Linked DNA regions of Homo sapiens: regions 2, 3 and 4 are each linked to region 1. A link is an interaction called in ENCODE POLR2A ChIA-PET data of the cell type or tissue named here. Cell type or tissue: CD4-positive, alpha-beta T cell. All regions are shown on one strand. Each heading gives the region's core, and the rest is flanking DNA. Links, peaks and the distances in the headings are about the cores only. Region 1 overlaps MAD1L1 (mitotic arrest deficient 1 like 1). Region 2 overlaps MAD1L1 (mitotic arrest deficient 1 like 1). Region 3 overlaps MAD1L1 (mitotic arrest deficient 1 like 1). Region 4 overlaps MAD1L1 (mitotic arrest deficient 1 like 1).

Region 1 (4,623 bases), core at 334-4,333:
CTCACGCCACACACAAACATCAGCCGCCCACAGCAGGGAGGTGCAGGGTCACTGCGCACCCGAGACCCCGACCTCACGCCACACACAAACATCAGCCGCCCACAGCAGGGAGGTGCAGGGTCACTGCGCACCCGAGACCCCGACCTCACGCCACACACAAACATCAGCCGCCCACGGCAGGGAGGTGCAGGGTCACTGCGCACCCGAGACCCCGACCTCACGCCACACACAAACATCAGCCGCCCACGGCAGGGAGGTGCAGGGTCACTGCGCACCCGAGACCCCGACCTCACGCCACACACAAACATCAGCCGCCCACGGCAGGGAGCTGCAGGGTTACTGCGCACCCGAGACCCCGACCTCACGCCACACACAAACAACAGCCGCCCACGGCAGGGAGGTGCAGGGTCACTGCACACCTGAGACCCCGACCTCACATCACACACAAACATCAATTCCACCACATTCTGTCTCCTGGGAGTAGACACAGGTTACTCAAACAGGGTTCAGGAAGTGCTGGCCGTAAAAGAAAAAAAAAAGAGTACAACTGACCTTATAGAAATTAAGAACTTCATCCACTGAAACAGTGGAAAGGCACCCACAGAGCAGGAGGTGCTGTTTGAAAATCACATTTCTGAGAAAGGGTTCAGATCCAGAACATACGAAGAAGTCAGAAATAACCAAGGGCATGTCAGAAATAACCAAGGGCATGTCAGAAATAACCAAGGGCATGTCAGACAACCCACTCTAAAAATCTGCAAAACATGTGAGCAGACACTTCCCAAAAAGACACCCAAAAAGCTGATAAACATATGAAAAGGTGCACACACATGGGCCAGGGCTGGGGCCAGAGGCGCGCACGCACACACACACACACACACACACGCACGCACACAGAGACCAGGACTGGGACCAGAGGCGCACACACACACACGGGCCAGGGCCGGGGCCAGAGGCACACACACACACACACACACACACACACACGGACACAGTCCAGGGCCGGGGCCAGAGGCGCGCACACACACACACACACACACACACATACAGGCCAGGACCGGGACCAGAGGCGCACACACACGGGCCAGGGCCGGGACCAGAGGCGCACACACACGCACACACACACACACACACACACATGGGCCAGGGCTGGGGCCAGAGGCACACACACACACACACGGGCCAGAGCCGGGACCAGAGGCGCGCACACACACACGGGCCAGGGCCAGAGGCGCGCACACACACACGGGCCAGGGCCGGGACCAGAGGCGCACACACACATACGGGCCAGGGCCAGGACCAGAGGCGCTCACACACACACACACACACACGGGCCAGGGCCAGAGGCACACACACACGGGCCAGGGCCGGGACCAGAGGCGCGCGCACACATGGGCCAGGGCCGGGGCCAGCGGTGCACGCACACACATACACACACACATACACACACACACAGGCCAGGGCTGGAGCCAGCGGCGCACACACACGCACACACACGGGCCAGGGCTCCCGCCAAGTGCTGAGATTCTGCAGCTTGTGGCTGTGAGCTGTGGGGCAGTGAGACTGGATGGGCACCCGGTCCCTCAGGCACAGACATGACCATGGTCATGACATGGGTCATGTCAGGCACAGACATGACCATGGTCATGACATGGGTCATGTCAGGCACAGACATGACCCAGCAAGCCAGGCCAGCACCACGCATAGCAATGGCCTCCTCCCCTTTGGCAATGAGTTCCTGCCACCCTTGGGGCTTCTGCCCACGCACTCTCCTATCTCCCAGAGGGGAACAGGGAAACACATCCTGTGTTCAGATCACCCCACGCTCTCAGGAGAGGCCGGTGTGGACACACCCCACGGGGTGAAGAGACCGGGCGCAGTAAGCCTCCAGCCTCCCAAGAGCTCAGGCTGCTGTGGGCCACTGCTCTCCAAGTCCCCGAAGGACGGCGAGGCCTGGCTTGGGCTGTACCCTGGGGACCTCACTTGGGCTGGAGCTCATCAGCCATGGGCAATCGTGGTCCCAGAGCCCAGAATGTGCCTCCAACAGGGAGAGAGGAGAGGATGGGGAAGAAGGGAAGAGACCTCACCCCTCCTGGTGCCACCCCGGACTCTAAGACATCCCCCTGACGTCACGTCACACAAGCTAACTGCTGGCCCTGCCACCCCCCTCATGGAAGAGGCCAGTGGAGATGGACATGCTGACCTGGACCAGGGACCTCCGGCCCCATGGCACGATGGCAGAGGCCGCCGCAGAGGGAAGCGGGGTTTGCAGACACGGCTCGCTTGGCCGCTCCCTCTGTGCTTCTCCTGGGAAGGAGGAGGGGAGGGGAAATCCACCCACTCAGGCCCAGGGGAGAGGGAGGCGGCAGCCCTGCCGCTGGGCCGGGGCAGGAGAGGATCCGCGCAGCTCTTCACAGGTTTTCTGAGAACCTTGTAAACCTCAGAGGATGAAGAGACATCTTGTAACTCTGGCTGAATCACAGACTCTTGGGGTTGAAAGGATTGCTACTTCATCCAGTTTTCACAGCCGGGGTTAAGATAACCCAGTATGCAGAATCCAGCCACCCACACGCACTCAGGAGACCCCTCTGACGGGCGGCACTGGCTTTCCGGGGCCTCTGTGGGCTGGACAGCATCTCAACCTCTTCACCATCCTACGGAGCCTCGAGGAGCCAGGGAGGATGTGGGCAGAGGGTGGGGCCGCCTCCTGCGGAGAGCAGCCAGTCACGGGGCTGTGCAGTCACCCTGCCCCCGTCCTAACCACGTAGCGCTGCAACTGCACCCAGAAAGCCGCAGGGCACACAAGGCCAGCATGGGCCCCGCTGACGGAGCTGCGGGCACGGAAACACGAATCTGAATTTCAGATAACCCGCGTGTGTCCCAAAATATTCTTCTTTTGATTTTCTTCAACCCTTCAAAAATGTACAACGGTTCTTAGTTGAGGGGCTGCACAGAAGGCGGGGCTGTAGTCAGCTGACCCCTGGCAAGAACCAGGCCGCACAGCGTGTACTCAGCCCTCCTCTGACCCAGAGCAGTGAGACCCTCCTCCCCCAGGCCTCACCCTCCTCTTCCTCCCCCCGCAGGCCTCACCCTCCTCTTCCTCTCCCAGGCCTCAGCCTCCTCTTCCTCCCCAGGCTTCAACACCGCGGACCTCCTGAAGGGACCTCCAGGTGGGAGGAGGTAGTGACCATCCTAGAGGCTGCCCAGCAAGGCCTCGCCTGGCCCCAGCATCCTCCTACTTAGCAGATAGGGGGACTTGCAGGAGGGGTCGGGGGTCAGCGGTGGTGCGCCCAGCGCTGGCGTTGGACCCAGCAGTGCCTGAGGACGTCAAGTTCCCCGGGGTGGATGTCCTGGCAACGTTCAACGTTCCACGGGCAGGAACGAGAGCCAGAGGCACAGCCCCAGCCCCCAGCCCCCAGCCAGGGTGCCCCACGACCGGCCCATCATCCTGGGATGAGGTTTCCCCCCTGATGGGGGGCTTGAGGTCCAGGAAACAATTCTGTATATTAGAGGATTTAAGGACCAAAAGCCCAAGCCAGTAGAGATGAAGGAAACCAAATCAAAACAGAGAAAAGATAAAACTGAGAAGTTCTTCTTAAACACCAATCCTGTCACCCTCTGGCCCCCAACAGTGCAGCGCCCTGCACTGCTGGCCCCGCTGGGGGCGAAGGCTTGGTGTGTGCAAAGCCACCGTGTCCGGGCTGGGACCAGCCCCCAGGCTTGTCCTCCTCAGCCGCTACGCATGCACCACCAGGTCCTGCTCTCCCGGAGCCACAGTGTGAGGCCAAGGTCGGCGCAGGTTCCCGTGGCCCGGCTTCCACCTGCAGCAGGAGGCCCTGGGTCACGGAGAGCATTCACTGGGCACCTGCGGCTGGGGCTGGAGCGACCTGCGATGGCACCGCTGACCAGGGCTGAGAACAAGCCTGGGCTCCATAACTGGTGGCGTGGAGAACCCACCTCCCAGGAGGGCGAGGGAAGTGGGAGGACAGGCGCTAGGGCTCTGTGCAGATGGCAACATTCCAGGCACCTAGTCGTCTTTCTGTAAGTTCAGGGGACTTTCCCTGCCTAACGCCTGGAGAAGGCAGAGCCCCTAGAGGCAGCACGGGAGGGGCAGACTGGGCACCACCCACCCGCTCACGTCCCCACCGTGATTCTGGGCCAGGCTCTTGACCTCCACGCGTTCGTTCCTGCCATCCTTCCTTTCTTCCCTTAGTCCATCCACCCGCACACCTGTCTGTCCATCTGACATGATTTCCAGGCCCTGGATGCCCTCAGCACAGCTGTGAATACAGGGGTGGAGCTGCCACTCATGGTGGGAGCAGCTGGCATCCCACAGAGGAGCCTCCTGGGCCAACACTCAGCAAGTGGAGGGGACATTCCCGGCCCCTCCAGAAGGAGGCCACGCCTGAGCCCCTGGGGGCCCAGGACCTCTGCTCCAGGTGAGACAGGACCGTGCCCCAAGGTGGCTGGGGGCGACAGCCAAACTTCCAGCCTGCTGCTGTGACCACAGCCTGGGCAGCGCAGAGTCAGGCACACCATTCCATGCCTCGGAGCCCGCGCGCCACACATTTCAGCAGGTGCTGGAAGTGCAGGGGTAATGGGAGCCCTGTGCTGAGGCCCGTC
Region 2 (4,623 bases), core at 450-4,449, 91 kb after region 1:
ACGTTGACAAGAAAAATGAAAAAAAAAATAAGGCTTCACACAGTGCAACAAGGCTGCGCAGGGCAACAAGGCTGCGCAGTGCCACGGTCAGTGTGAAGAAGCAAAGCCACCAAGAAGACAGGAGTGAAACCCTGGAACAACCTGGAGGGTGGCGAAGCTTTCTTAAACAGGACACACACAAATCACAACCACAAAGGGAGGTAAAGATTGATAAATTAGATTTCATTCAAATTAAGAATTTCTGTTTAGAGTGTGAAAAGCTGCTACAGAATGAGAGGAGACATTTGAAATACAAATACCTAACAAAAGATGATATAATCTCCCATTCTGTAGTGTTAGTCACAGTAGCCAAGAAATAAAGAAATTCAAACGCCCATTCACAGAAAATTTTAAAAATTATGACGTGATATACCCATAAGATAGAAATGAAATAACACAGCAACAGAAACCAAACACGAAAGATTACACGCTGCATGGCTCCATTTCACAACATTTTTAAATGGGCAGAACTGGCGTGTGAGAATCGGGAAGGCAGGGCTTTGGGGGAGGTGGAGGAGCCGGCAGGTGAACTTGGGAGCCCTGGTGACACCGTGTTCCCGACCGTGGAGCTGAGACATGGATGGACTGATTTCATCATAGCCCTCTAAGATGTACTCTCAGGACAAAGCACTTTCTGTATGTCTGTTATGCTCTAATAAAAAGATTAAAAGGCAGTAATTTTTTTTTTTAAACGGAACTCCATAATTTGAAGAGCTTGGCTGTGGTTGTAAGTCCCATTTACAAACAGCTCAGGGCAAACACACTCAGATGGAACCGTGAGCCCAACTCGGACTCCAGAGGCCTGGAGGCCTAACTTTCTGGCAGTGGGAGAGCAAGGGCGGTGGGAGTTGGTGGCAGGCGCAGGGCACTCTGCATGACACACCCAGGGCAGCAGAAGAGGAGGAGCCCAGCAAGTTTCTAGGCAAGAGAGTGATTGATAGAGGGTAATTTGAGGTTGATGTGCGAGTTATGATTACAATGAAATGAGAGAGGGGAAAAGCTTCAGATGGAGCTGAAGAGAAGTAAAAATCCAAGGAACAGAAACAAGATCATCCCTAGCGCCCAGACACGAGTGCCAGGAGAAAGGTCTCTGGAAAGGGCAGATGCTGGCTGTCCCCTCCTACACAGTCCTGTGGACACCGGGCTCACCACATTCAGGGAGCAGATGGAAATCGAGTCTTTGGCCCAAGCTGCTCCCCGTGTAATCCTAGCCTCATTTCTGCAGGGCACCCCTGGCTGGCAGAGAGTGCCCCAGAAACGCGGAACCCAGAGCTGTGTACAGGTGCATGTCCGCTACGCCCCGCCCCGCGCTCCACGGAAGGTCCACACACAGCCTGAGGAGGTTCCCCCAGCCCACAGTGACGCCCGGGGTGGAGGTCACAAAGTTTTCAGAGTCATCCAAACTCATTACCTTGCTAACTGGGTAAAAAGTCCAGTTCAATGGATGGTGACTGAATTAGAGGGCGATTGTAACAGAATGCAATTCTACTATTAATAATTTCCGTATAGCAGCTCGAACAAAGCACTGACAAAGTGTCACCAAATGCATTTCTTGCTTCACTTCTTTCATGAACAGATAAGGCTAATTCACTTGCTTACGCTAATTAGAGCCTGTTACACGCGGGCCCCTGAACAGCCTTGATGTGCAGAGGCCCCTGGGTAAGCCAGGGCGCCAGTGACAGGTGGCCGGACCCCGCAGGAGTGGAACCTGCCCATCTGCGCTTGACGAAAATGCCTCCAAAACAAACCAGACGCCGCCCCGGCAGAGGAAACTGAGAATGAGGAGAAACGGTCTCTTTTCCCGATGAAAGGGTTCTCTGTAATGGGCACCAATGACCAGGTTTTGAAGGGCAATACTGTGGGTCAGCGAGGGTTTCCGGGGCCCCGTGGGAGGCGCCCTGCTGTCAGACGCGTTTCTGTCCTCCTCAGCCCCCAACCTGCGCCTGGTGCTCTCGGCCAACCTTGCTCAGAGCTTGATGATACCATGTCTCTCCCTTGTTCCCATTCCATCCTCTCTGTTCTTCCTCATTTTTGCCTCAAGTTCCACAAGTCTCATTACAAGGTTATCTTATCTGACCAATAAACCCGGTTTACTGTTGACAAAGCTCTATTTCTGCTGGGCGACTGGATTCGGAGGAGCCCCCAGGAGAAAAAACGGTCCCCAGCCTTCAGCAGCATCCTCCCTCCAGCAGCCAGCTGTGCATTCTCCATGAACTGCACCTACGCGAGCTCTCCTGAAGGCAGCAGGAGGCTGAACACCAGGCCGCTCAGAGAGGAAGCACGGGGTCCTCTCCCACTACTCACCCCTCTGCCTGCAGCTGCACCAGGCACACAGAGCACGCTCCCTTCCCTGCCCCACAGCTGTCTTGGGGTTACCCTCAGCCAGCTCCTCCTCTGGCTTCCTGCCGTCACACCCTCCCCACTGGCCTCCACCACCCACGTGTAGCTGTGGGGGAGGGGGAAAAGGGGCTGTTCTGGGCTCCCCACCAGCAAGCCTGGTTTTTACAATTTCAACCTCTGATAAAAAGCTCTACAACACCTATTGTAGGAAGGAGTGGAATCAATTATGATTTCCCGAGGCAATTTTACTTACATTTCACACTGCTCTATGACAAATTCCACTTCATTTGTGTTCGCTGTATAAATGCATTCCCCAGCATCCACCTGAACCAGCACCAGCCTTGTTACAGCAGCTGCTCACACCTGCGCTATGACGACGTGGGTGCCGTGCACATCTGGGAGGGCACTGGGACCATCCTGACAGGAAGCCATACCCAAGCCACAGTGGCTGCAGACGGCCCCTCACCAGGGAGGAGGACGTGACCCTCGCAAGGTCTCGCCAGCATGCCTGACCCACGCGGATATGGGGCCATGGGCCTGAGACAGGCCCTGTGCCGCATGGCTCTATTTTGAGTGCAGTTTATTTGACAGGACAGGGAGAAAGGAGAGCAGGGCAACGTGGGAAACAGACAGCACAGTGGAGTCACGGCTCTGGGGCCACTACTCAGCCTGAGCAGTCAGACGGGTTCCTTTCCTCTCTAGGCCTCCAGCGTTCCTATCAGCAAAACAGGGAATTAGATGGACTTGGTCTTCTACAGTTCAAAAATCTTACAGTGCTGCAAAGTCTAGGTGGCTTTCTCCACCGACGGGTAACAGGCAGGCAGCCAGTGCCCAGGGTGCCAGGCACACTCCGGGCCTTGTGCCAAGGAGTTTCCATGCATCAGCTCCCTGACCCCTCATTCATGCGGGACGCCCGGCCCCAGTCCCTGTCCAGTGCCTGGAACAGAACAGGTGCTCAGGAACTGTGTGTTCAATTAAAAAATGAACGAGTGAAACCATCAGCCAATCAGTCCTCGGAACCACCTCCTGAGGCAGGCTGGAGTCCTCCCTTTCAGATGAGGACAAGGCTCCAGGGGAAGGCGCGCGCCCCAGGTCTCCAGCCTCCGTGAAGCCGAGCCTGGGCTCTTGGCCATCATGCTAACGGGCAGGTGGGAAAGCGCTTGCCCAGCCCTGGGCTCTAATAGCTACCTAAAGCCCCCGGGCAGCAGTGACCCCACGAGTCCTGAAAAGATTTGGTGCACATCCATGGCCAGGGGCAGGCCATTACCCAAACAGCTCTGACATCAGGGTCCTTCCTCAACTGAAAGCTCATCTCAGCTGGGGAGAGCTGGCCTTGCCTTCGTCTCCTTCAGAGCTGTGCTGGGCTGAGTGGGGCCAGAAATCAGCATGAGGAGAATTCAAAACAAGATGACTCGCCCATGGGAAGTACCTCCCACCAGGCTCGAGGGACCCTGTGCTGCTTCTGGCATTTTGAATTCGCGCCCAGGGCTGTGGGCTCCCACCAGGGTCAGGCCAGCTCCTAGCAAGTGGTGAGGGGGGTGGCGCCGGCCTGCTCTCCCAGAACTCAGCCTGGAGAGGGAGGCAGACGTGAGCACTGTAAGAACAGGCGAGGACAGGCAGGGCACTCAGGGAGCCCCACACCAGGAAGGAAGACCCACTCTGCACACAGGGAGAGTGTGCATGGGGCAGGGGGGCAAGGCGCCCCCGCAGAAGGACGTGGAGAGGGCACCAGCTGAGAAGATGCCCCCAGCCCACTGGTATCACGTGTCTACTGCCTTCTTGGGGTACAGCAGCGTGGGCTGAGGACACCCAGCTGACGCTGCCACTGACTGGCCATGATAAACAGACGCAGAACTCCGAGAGCTCACGCTCCCAGCCCAGCACCCCACTCATACACTCGCCAGCCAGGCACCACGTGCCAGGCCCTGTGCTGGCCAGGAGGTGGGCCCTTCGATCATCCCATTCTCACAGAGACAGCCCGGGTGCTGCAGGTGTGAGTAACGCACCCCGGGGGCACAGAACACCTGGGTGCGGAGCCCCAGTTTGAACCAGCCCAGATGACCCGGTCACCCCTGCCCTCGCCTGCTTCACTGCACTAGAACTAAAGGAAACAAGATGGATACTCCATGGAGCAAGGCCCTGAAAGGCTGTGGGCCCCGAAGCAGTGGAAGGAATGACAGAGAAAGACCAGCACGCTTCGCCACACCAACACCTCCGTGGGTCCCAAAACGCCACTTAAAAACA
Region 3 (4,623 bases), core at 166-4,165, 160 kb after region 1:
GTGGGGGCCAGAGCCGGGACACCTGGGGAGGGGGTCTCACTCCGCCCAGGCCTCAGACAGGCGACTGCTCCAATTCATCTCAGTCCACACCACTGAGAAAGCAATGGGGCCGAGGAACAATGGGTCCGAGAATGCCAAGGAACCCAAGCTGGGAGCCAGGCAGTGAATGAGAAAGTGCTTCTCACACCTAGAGAAGCTATGAGGGTGAGAACCCAGGCAGCAGGAGGTGCGGACACCCACAGCCACAGCCGGCCATCCACGGGCACCAGGCCTCTGGAGGTGCAGAAGGGCACGCCCCTGGCACAGGGGATGAGGCAAGAGACACACAGCAGCAGCAGGGGCTGCCCGGACCAGCAGGGAGTGGTGCTGAGTGGGGAAGGGAGACAGTGAGGCCTTGAGGCTGCAGAGGCGTCTGGGACCCCTGGGAGCAGCGCCTGCATCGAGACTCAGCCCATTCTGAGGCTCATGCCTGGGCAGTGTTCCTCAGCAAGGGACGAGGGCCGGGAAAGCAGAAGGGGTGCCCCTGCTGTAGGCTTCTGCACTCAGGTCTCCCAGACCAACGGGGAGGGCACGCTCAGCAGCGCGGTGTCGCACTGGATCAAAGTAAGACGGAACTGAGAGGAAGCTTCACCTCCAGCGGGAGGAAGGCAGCGGAATCACTCATGCGGCGGCTCCATGCCACACAGCTCTGTCTTCTCGGGGCACAGAGGACAGATCAGTGAGGACGCCCGCGACTTCAGACTCTGAAGACACACTTGGAATCACCTTGCTTTGGAGGACTCAAAATGACCTTGAGTCTTTGAGGCCCCAGGACTGGGGCTGACTGCACAGCGCCGTCCTCTGCCAAAGCCCCGTAGCACCAGAGCGCCAGTCACACACCAGGCCTCTGCGCAGAAGGCGCATGGCAAACACCCTCCGTCCACAGATGAGGCCTGCGCAGCACACGCCACGGGGACCCAGGTGCTCAGTCCAGACAGGAACAAGAGACCTCGGGCCCTAAACCCTGTGACAACCAGACACAAAGTGGGCAAGAGTCCCTCCCACTCACCGCAGAGATCCAAATAGCCAGGGTCCCTCTCCCCTGCTGCCTGGGGTCCCACCAACCATGCCGTACGCAGCAGCAGTCACCCAAGCCATCATGTGTATGGTCTCTTGCCTGGTTAACAAGTCAGGAAGGCTACGCTAAGGACGGCCCCCTCAAACAAATGGGCAGGGAGCACAGCACGGCAGACACGTCCATCCAGCACAGCCCTGGTCACGGAGGACACGGCACATGCAAGAGCCGCCTGCTGCCACTGCTCCAGGAGGCCCAAGGGAGCGCACTACCACACCCGATAGCTGCCCGGCATGAGCCAGAGGCAATGAAGATCTACACACCACAGGGCTCACACCACACGCCAGGCATCACGCACCAAGGCCCGGCGTCCCCAGAGGTGGGCCCAAGGGGAAATGGAGGAACAGAAGGAAAGCCCCTGGAGGGCCAAATAAAGGGGTCAGAAAAGACGCTACTCGAACTGGACCTCAAAGGCTGAGCTGGAATTTGCTAAGCCAAGAGGGCAGGTGGGAATTCTTATAGAGGAAACAACAGGAAGGTGCCGGAATGTCTGGGGATGGAGGGCACCCTGGCATGGACACGGAGGCCTCCTGACACGATGGGTGGCAAGGGTGACAGAAACACAAGTGACCCCAGTGCACGTGGCTGAAGAGGGTGAGCTTCACTGAGGCTCCTAAGCGCAGTGGTAGCACAGCCTCCCATGGTCCAGGAAGGAGCATCCCCCAACGCACCGCTAACACTGGTGACCAGACTCCACCCCGACCGCCAGGTCAACATGCAGCAGCCACAGCCTGTCTCACCTGGACCCACAGCCCCGCCTGCCCTGTGCACTCCGGCGCCCGGCCCACTGTGGAGGGTGCAGGTCAGGTGCTCGCTCTGTTCCTCAACAGGAGTTGTTTCCCGCAGCCCCTGCCGCCTTGGCTTCGTTAGCATTCAACAGCAATTTATTCCTCTCTCGCTGCCTTCTTTTGTGCAGCAGAGATAAGTAATGTTTCTAATCTGTGCTATCTCCCAGCTGCAAATGTTCAAGCACTTTTTTCTTTTTATTTAAAAAAATGAAATCTCATTTTAGATTTGCAAAAGAGACAGCTAGCAATCTTTACTGTACTAACAACCCGCCACCCAGAGGCCAGGCGGGAGCGTGGACGGAAGTGAGCGCATCGGGCTGGGAGACAGCCGAATCTCAGAAGTCAGCACTGGGAGATTCATTTCTCTTCTCTTCAAAAAACCCATTAGACGTGGTTCAGAAGAGGTACTCCTACCCGAGACCCAGGAAGCACCCGGGCCGTGGCTTCCTGTGAACAGTCCTCAGGCGTGAGCTCTCAACCCTGCAGGGAGGAGCCCCTGGTAGGCCATTCTGGCCATGAAACTATCCCCAGTGGGACTGGCTGCCGACTGTGAGGAGTCACCTCCCACCAGCCCAGCCCTCGATGCCCCAGGCATGACTCAGAAGAACCAGCACCAATGCTCTTGGTGTCATCTGGGCTAACCTAGCACATGGATTTTCAAACTTCTCACAGCTCAAGCCAAGGGGCTGGCTGTGAGCTCCTTACAGGTAGAGGTCATTCCTTACACTTCGCCCCCAGCCACACAAAGCCCAAAACCGTCTCAGGGACATGGGCATTTAATAACTACCTGTTGATGGATAAGGACATAGGTGAGAAGCAAATCCCAGGCAACCATTGAGGTTTGAGAGACAGGTGCACACTGCTTTACGACGGCCAGCGCAGTCAGCTGCAAGTACTTTCTGTTCCAGACCAGCAGGGAAAATGAGGAGGAAAAGGTCTCAAAGCCCAGCCTGTTTCTGAGCAGAGCTAGGAATCCCAGCTGACTAGATCTCCGCGTTCTCCTTTACTCTTGAAACTCTATGGCAGAAAGCACGGCCTTTTGACCTTGAGCCTTCTGACAGATAGTAAGAAGCATGCCACAGCCAGGCGCTTCTGAGCGTGAAGCACCTGCTTCCTGGAGGGGGTGCCACACTCCAGACATTACAATGCTGGTGCCTTGCTCTGTGGTACTGCCGCTTTGCTTCTGCTTTACCCTACCCACCTGCCCACCCGGCGCGTCTGCCTCGTCCTGGCAGGACAAGCCCTGAGCGGGCCCTGCACCATCTGCAGGCCTCCTGACACCTGAGAGCAGAGATGCTGTCCGTGTCCTGGGCCCTGGCTGCAAACCGGAAGGCGTCCTTGGAAACGGCCGCACTGGGCCAGCACACAGCAAGCAGGGAGAGTGGGAGCCGCGTCCACCCAAGCCCCAGGTCCTGGCCGCAAATCATCACTTCATCTTGGCAGCTCATTCTGTTTTTATCATCAGTTTTAAATAATTAAGCTGGCCCTGAAGGGGGTTGGAGGGTGGGAGGGGAACAGCTCGTTGCCCAAGGCCAAGCCCCAGCGACTGGAGGCGCGGCTCCAGCATGACTCCTGTCGGGAGGGGCGCAGGGGCCTCCAGTGCCCCCCACCTCCACTCTGCAGACACGCCTGACAACTTGACGTTGGTGTTAAAGTCGTATCATTTCTGTAACAGTGCAGTTATTAACGAAGCCTCATTTGCACGTGTCAGGGGAAGAGAAAAATCACCTAATTAACCACTTTCCCCATCAGCAAGAGGATGGGGGGAGTGCTGCCAATTTGTTTTCAACGGCTTCCTTCCCACCCTCAGAAACTTGCTCCCCTTCAATGGGAAAAAACTCATAATCCTTTGTCACAAGGGACTGGAAAAACCCTAGTTTCCACTGTGGGAACATTCATACACCAAAGAGGATGCGGGCTTTTGTGCTATGGGGTCTGCCCTGGGGGGAAGGGCCACAGCCACTGTGCCTGGCGCGAGACTGGGGCTCCACTCCTAAAGGGTCTCCATTCAGGTGGGTGGCATGAGACTGGGGCTCCACTCCTAAAGGGTCTCCATCCAGGTGGGTGGCATGAGACTGGGGCTCCACTCCTAAAGGGTCTCCATCCAGGTGGGTGGCATGAGACTGGGGCTCCACTCCTAAAGGGTCTCCATCCAGGTGGGTGGCATGAGACTGGGGCTCCACTCCTAAAGGGTCTCCATCCAGGTGGGTGGCATGAGACTGGGGCTCCACTCCTAAAGGGTCTCCATCCAGGTGGGTGGCAGGAGACTGGGGCTCCACTCCTAAAGGGTCTCCATCCGGGTGCCTGGCGTGAGACTGGGGCTCCATTCCTAAAGGGCCTCCATCCAGGAGGCTGTGCACCTGGACCCTGAGAGCCAGTAAAGAACAAAGACGCTTCTTCCCTCAACTTACCAAAGTGAGCAGCCTCTATGCTGCCACCCACCAGACTACCGGCTCCATGCTCACCAAAGTGAACAGCTTCTATGCTGCTCACCCACTAGACTGTTGGCTCCGTGCACACAGGGCCACAGCTGTCTCAGTCACCATCACAGCCCAAGCTGGCCCACGCCTGACACATGCTGGATAAACACATACCAGGCAGGAGAAGGAGGAGTGCAGTCCAGTGCACACAGGGGGCTCTGCAGCTGGGAAGACCCTGACTGGAGGTCTGAATCTGCCATGGGTGGGAGTGGGCAGATCACACAGCCTCGCTGACCTTGGA
Region 4 (4,623 bases), core at 409-4,408, 98 kb after region 1:
CAAGTCGGGACAGAGCTGGGGTCCAGGCTCCCAGGCATGAGCGCGGGAGCACTGACAAGTCGGGACAGAGCTGGGGTCCAGGCTCCCAGGCATGAGCGCGGGAGCACTGACAAGTGGGGACAGAGCTGGGGTCCAGGCTCCCAGGCATGAGCGCGGGAGCACTGACAAGTCGGGACAGAGCTGGGGTCCAGGCTCCCAGGCATGAGCGCGGGAGCACTGACAAGTCGGGACAGAGCTGGGGTCCAGGCTCCCAGGCATGAGCGCGGGAGCACTGACAAGTCGGGACAGAGCTGGGGTCCAGGCTCCCAGGCATGAGCGCGGGAGCACTGACAAGTCGGGACAGAGCTGGGGTCCAGGCTCCCAGGCATGAGCGCGGGAGCACTGACAAGTCGGGACAGAGCTGGGGTCCAGGCTCCCAGGCATGAGCGCGGGAGCACTGACAAGTCGGGACAGAGCTGGGGTCCAGGCTCCCAGGCATGAGCGCGGGAGCACTGACAAGTCGGGACAGAGCTGGGGTCCAGGCTCCCAGGCATGAGCGCGGGAGCACTGACAAGTTGGGACAGAGCTGGGGTCCAGGCTCCCAGGCATGAGCGCGGGAGCACTGACAAGTGGGGACAGAGCTGGGGTCCAGGCTCCCAGGCATGAGCGCGGGAGCACTGACAAGTCGGGACAGAGCTGGGGTCCAGGCTCCCAGGCATGAGCGCGGGAGCACTGACAAGTCGGGACAGAGCTGGGGTCCAGGCTCCCAGGCATGAGCGCGGGAGCACTGACAAGTCGGGACAGAGCTGGGGTCCAGGCTCCCAGGCATGAGCGCAGGAGCGCTGACAAGTCAGGACAGGGGAGGACGATGCATTCCTGCGCCACCTCCGTGCGGGGAACCAGAGCTCCAGCCTGAATCCCTTAGGGTTGGCTCAGAGTCCTCTCTGGATGAAGTGTCTAGTCTGAGGAGGACAATCCATCCGGTCGTGAGTTTGGACTCTTCCTACACACAAAGGCCAATATATCAAAATTAAATCCCACGGAAGCCCAGGTTGTCACTGGAGAGCATTCCCCAAGCTCCAGGCAGTGGTAAATCAGAGGCCTGAATCCACTGTGGGCCCTCTTTTGAACAGAAGACAAAAGGAAGAGCTTACCCCTAAAGGCAACCCAGCAACCCAGACGTGTGCCTGTCCCACCTCCCCAAGGCCAGGGCTCCTGATCAGAGGTGCTGTAAAGACTCAACAGCCCTGGCAGTACAGGGAGCCCAAGCAGGTGTCGGAAATGACACTGGGTACCTAGAATCCTAAGAACTAAGCTGTCTACAGATGCAGACCAACCAGGTGGGAGGTGGTCAGCTAGATCCCACCAACGCCACTCATACCCACCAACGCGCACGAGGCACGCTCCGCCTCCTGAACACTCCTCCCAGGGCTCCTCCAGCACTCCTCCCACAGCTCCCCCCACAGCACGAGCTTCCGCGTGCCCACCCACGCGCAGAAGACCTCCACCTGCCGCATGCTCCTCCCACAGCTCCCCCCACAGCATGAGCTTCCACGCGCCCACGAAGGTGTCCAGCCATGCAGCAAACGTGGATCAGGCCCAGGTACACATCAGATCTCACCGGTTCCAGTGCCTTCTGCCACGTGGAAATTTCGGCTCCTTCTTTGTCTTCTTAATAGACTCTTCTTTTTTTTTTTTTTTTTTAGAACGGGTTTAGATTTAGAAGAATGGAGAAGATGGTAGAGACTTTTCACATATTCCACACCCAGGTGCCCCACTGTTAACATCTTACACGAGCACAGTGTGCTGGCCACAATAAGGAGCCAGCATGGACCCAGGCACGCCTTGCTCTCCTGGACTACACAGATACTGTGCTTCTTACAAATGGAAGGCTTGTGGCCGTCCTGCCTTCGGCGAGGCACCATGTTCCCAACAGCATGTGCTCCCTACACGGCTCTGTCACATCTGGTAATCCTCATGGCGTTTCAGACATTGTATCACTATTATATCTGTTGTGGTCTGTAATGGGTGGTCTCTGATCTTACTACTGTCATTGATTCTGGGGCGCCACGTCCTGACTGTACTTCCGACATTGCATCACTGTTATGTCTGTTGTGGTCTGTGATCGGCGGTCTCCGATCTTACTGCTGTCATTGATTCTGGGACGCCACACACTATGCTCCTCAGACGGCAAAAGCTTCACCGACCAACGCTGCTTGTGTCTGGCTGCTTCACTGACCAGCCATCTCCCTCCCTCCCTCTCCTTGGGCCTCTCTATTCCCTGGGCGACACAACAGTATTAAAATCAGGCCAATTAATAACCCTACAACAGCCTCTAAGCATTCAAGAGAAAGGAAGAGTCGCATGTCTCTCCTTTAAACCAAAAGCTAGAAAGGATTAAGCTTAGTGAGGAAGGCGTGCCAAAAGCAAAGATAAGCCGAAAGCCAGGCCTCTCGTGCCAAACAGCTCGCCAAGTTGTGAATGCAAAGGGAAAGTTCTTGGAGGAAATTAAAAGTGCTGCTCCACTGAACACACCAACGATAAGAAAGTGAAACTGTCTTATTGCTGATACGGAGAAGTCTGAGTGGTCTGGATAGATCAAACCAGCCCCAACATTCCCTTAAGTCAGAGCAAGTTCCACGAGGCTGAGAGAGGTGGGAAAGCTGCAGAATTCAAGTCTGAAGCTAGCAGAGGTGGGTTCATGAGGTTTACATTAAGAGGCAGTCCCCATCACATAAAAGTACAAGGTGAAGCCGCAAGTGCTGACGGAGAAGCTGCAGCAAGTTCTCCAGAAGATCCAGCTAAGAGCACCAATGAAGGTGGCCACACTAAACACCAGATTTGCAGTGCACATAAAACAGCCTTCTGCTGGAAGATGCCGTCTAGGGCTTTTACAGTTACAGAGGAGAAGTCGATCCCTGCCTTCAAAGTTTCAGAGGACAAGCTGATGCTGTTAGGAGATAATGAAGCTGATGACTTTTTTTTTTTTTTTTTTTTTTTTTTTTGAGACACAGTCTCACTCATTCTGTCACCCAGGCTGGAGCACGGTGGCACAATCTTGGCTCACTGCAACCTCCGCCTTCTGGGTTCAAGCAATTCTCCTGCCTCAGCCTCCCAAGTAGCCGGGATTACAAGTGTGTGCCACCACGCCTCACTAATTTTTTGTATTTTTAGTAGAGACAGGGTTTCACCATGCTGGCCAGGATGGTCTCGAACTCCTGCTGACCTCAAGTGATCCGCCCACCTCGACCTCTCAAAGTGCTGGGATTCCATGCATCAGCTACTGTGCCTGATCTAAGCTTTTTATTTTGATCCAATTACAGATTCACTTGGAGCTATAAAAAATAATACAGAGATCACAAGTAGCATTCATCCAGTTCCTCCCAATAGCAACATCTGGCACAACTACAGCACAGTATCACAACCCGTATGCCGACAATGATACAGTCAAGATACAGCACATTTCATCACCACAAAAACCCCTCGGGTTGTCCGTTCACAGCCACGATTCCTCCTGTGCGTCTCCGTAACTCACGGCAGCCATCCACAGGCTGTCTATCACTTCAGCCTTTTAATAACGTCATGCAAATGGGATCATGCAGCACACGACCTTCAGGGACTGGGCTCTTCGCTCCGCTAAACTCCCTGGAGATCTATTCAAGTATGTTTATCCACAGTGAATTCCTTCTTAGTCCTGAGTATTACTCTGTGTGACGGAGGCACTACCGTTGTTTAACCATCACCACCGAAGGACATCAGAATTCTTTCCAGTTTTTGGCCATTATGCAAAAGCTGCTAGGAAGAGTCCTCTGTCGGGTTTTGTCCGAACCTCGGTTTTATTTCACTGGAATCGACACCCAGGAATGCGACTGCTGGTCATATGGGAGCTGCAGTGCAGTTTTTAAGAAACCCTCGAGCTGGTTCCAGGGTGGCTGCACCCTGTCACTCTCCCATCAGCAAGGCACCAGAGATGGAGTTTCTCTACACACTGACTGGCATCTGATGGTGTCCGTTTCTGAACTTTGACAGGTGTGCAGTGACACCTCACTGTGGTTTTAACTTGCATTTCCCTCATGACTAATGATGTTGAACATCTTTCCACGGGCTTAACTGTCATCTGTATATGTTATTTGGTAAAAAGGTCTGTCTATATCTTTTGCTTGTTTGCTAATTAGGTGTGTCTGTTTTGTTTTTCTATTACTGAGTTTTGAGAGTTTTCTCATCTATTACAGATAACAAATCGTCTTTGTCAGATATGAAGCTTGCAAATAGTTCCTCTTTATCTCTACCTTGTCTTTTCATCTCTTCACAGGAACTTTCACGGGGCAAAAATTTTAATCTTGATGGAGTCCAACTTCAGTTGACCCAAGCAGAAGGAACGAAATAATAAATATTAGAGCAAAAATAAGTGAAATAAAGAACACAAAAACAATAAAAGAAATCGGTCAAGCCTAAAGTTGGTTCTGTGAGAATAGCAACAGAATTGACAGAAACTTTTAGCTGGGCCAACCAAGGAAACAAGAAAGAGGGTGCAGATCACTGCAGTTGGGAGTGAAAGAGACACTAGCTGACCTTCCAGAGATAAAGGCTGTAAAGGAATACTACGAACAGCTGCATGCCGAAAATTAATAACGGAGGTGAAAT

What was found. ChIA-PET counts read pairs that join two places held together with the same protein. Peaks named below come from ENCODE experiments on the same cell type or tissue, not always from the same donor. Only the 100,000 strongest peaks of a DNase experiment are listed, where the experiment ranks them.
Region 2: POLR2A ChIA-PET joins it to region 1 with 10 read pairs; 5 of 35 experiments call an interaction of 5 or more read pairs at or near these places.
Region 3: POLR2A ChIA-PET joins it to region 1 with 13 read pairs; 4 of 35 experiments call an interaction of 5 or more read pairs at or near these places.
Region 4: POLR2A ChIA-PET joins it to region 1 with 33 read pairs; 5 of 35 experiments call an interaction of 5 or more read pairs at or near these places.

What each region holds. Positions count from the first base shown.
Region 1 is chr7:1,937,885-1,942,507 of GRCh38, forward strand. The region is part of intron 16 of MAD1L1 (mitotic arrest deficient 1 like 1); the gene reads right to left. Among named protein-coding and RNA genes, the nearest start is that of MIR4655, 96 kb to the left of the region's middle. RefSeq lists enhancers at 2,035-2,084, 2,081-2,666, 2,505-2,594, 2,715-2,764, 2,785-2,884. In CD4-positive, alpha-beta T cell, for the core only: no CTCF peak of the experiment used is centred there; DNase peaks (open chromatin) are centred at 1,407, 1,827, 2,747, 4,017 and 1 weaker place; H3K4me3 peaks cover 3,022 bases; H3K27ac peaks cover 2,030 bases.
Region 2 is chr7:2,028,858-2,033,480 of GRCh38, forward strand. The region is part of intron 12 of MAD1L1 (mitotic arrest deficient 1 like 1); the gene reads right to left. Among named protein-coding and RNA genes, the nearest start is that of SNORA114, 58 kb to the right of the region's middle. RefSeq lists enhancers at 2,555-3,236, 3,919-4,598. In CD4-positive, alpha-beta T cell, for the core only: no CTCF peak of the experiment used is centred there; a DNase peak (open chromatin) is centred at 2,434.
Region 3 is chr7:2,097,393-2,102,015 of GRCh38, forward strand. The region is part of intron 11 of MAD1L1 (mitotic arrest deficient 1 like 1); the gene reads right to left. Among named protein-coding and RNA genes, the nearest start is that of SNORA114, 11 kb to the left of the region's middle. RefSeq lists an enhancer at 3,067-3,116. In CD4-positive, alpha-beta T cell, for the core only: a CTCF peak has its summit at 2,128 (motif pointing left); DNase peaks (open chromatin) are centred at 2,319 and 3,019.
Region 4 is chr7:2,035,543-2,040,165 of GRCh38, forward strand. The region is part of intron 12 of MAD1L1 (mitotic arrest deficient 1 like 1); the gene reads right to left. Among named protein-coding and RNA genes, the nearest start is that of SNORA114, 51 kb to the right of the region's middle. In CD4-positive, alpha-beta T cell, for the core only: no CTCF peak of the experiment used is centred there; DNase peaks (open chromatin) are centred at 2,069, 2,644 and 2,689; H3K4me3 peaks cover 1,193 bases; H3K27ac peaks cover 825 bases.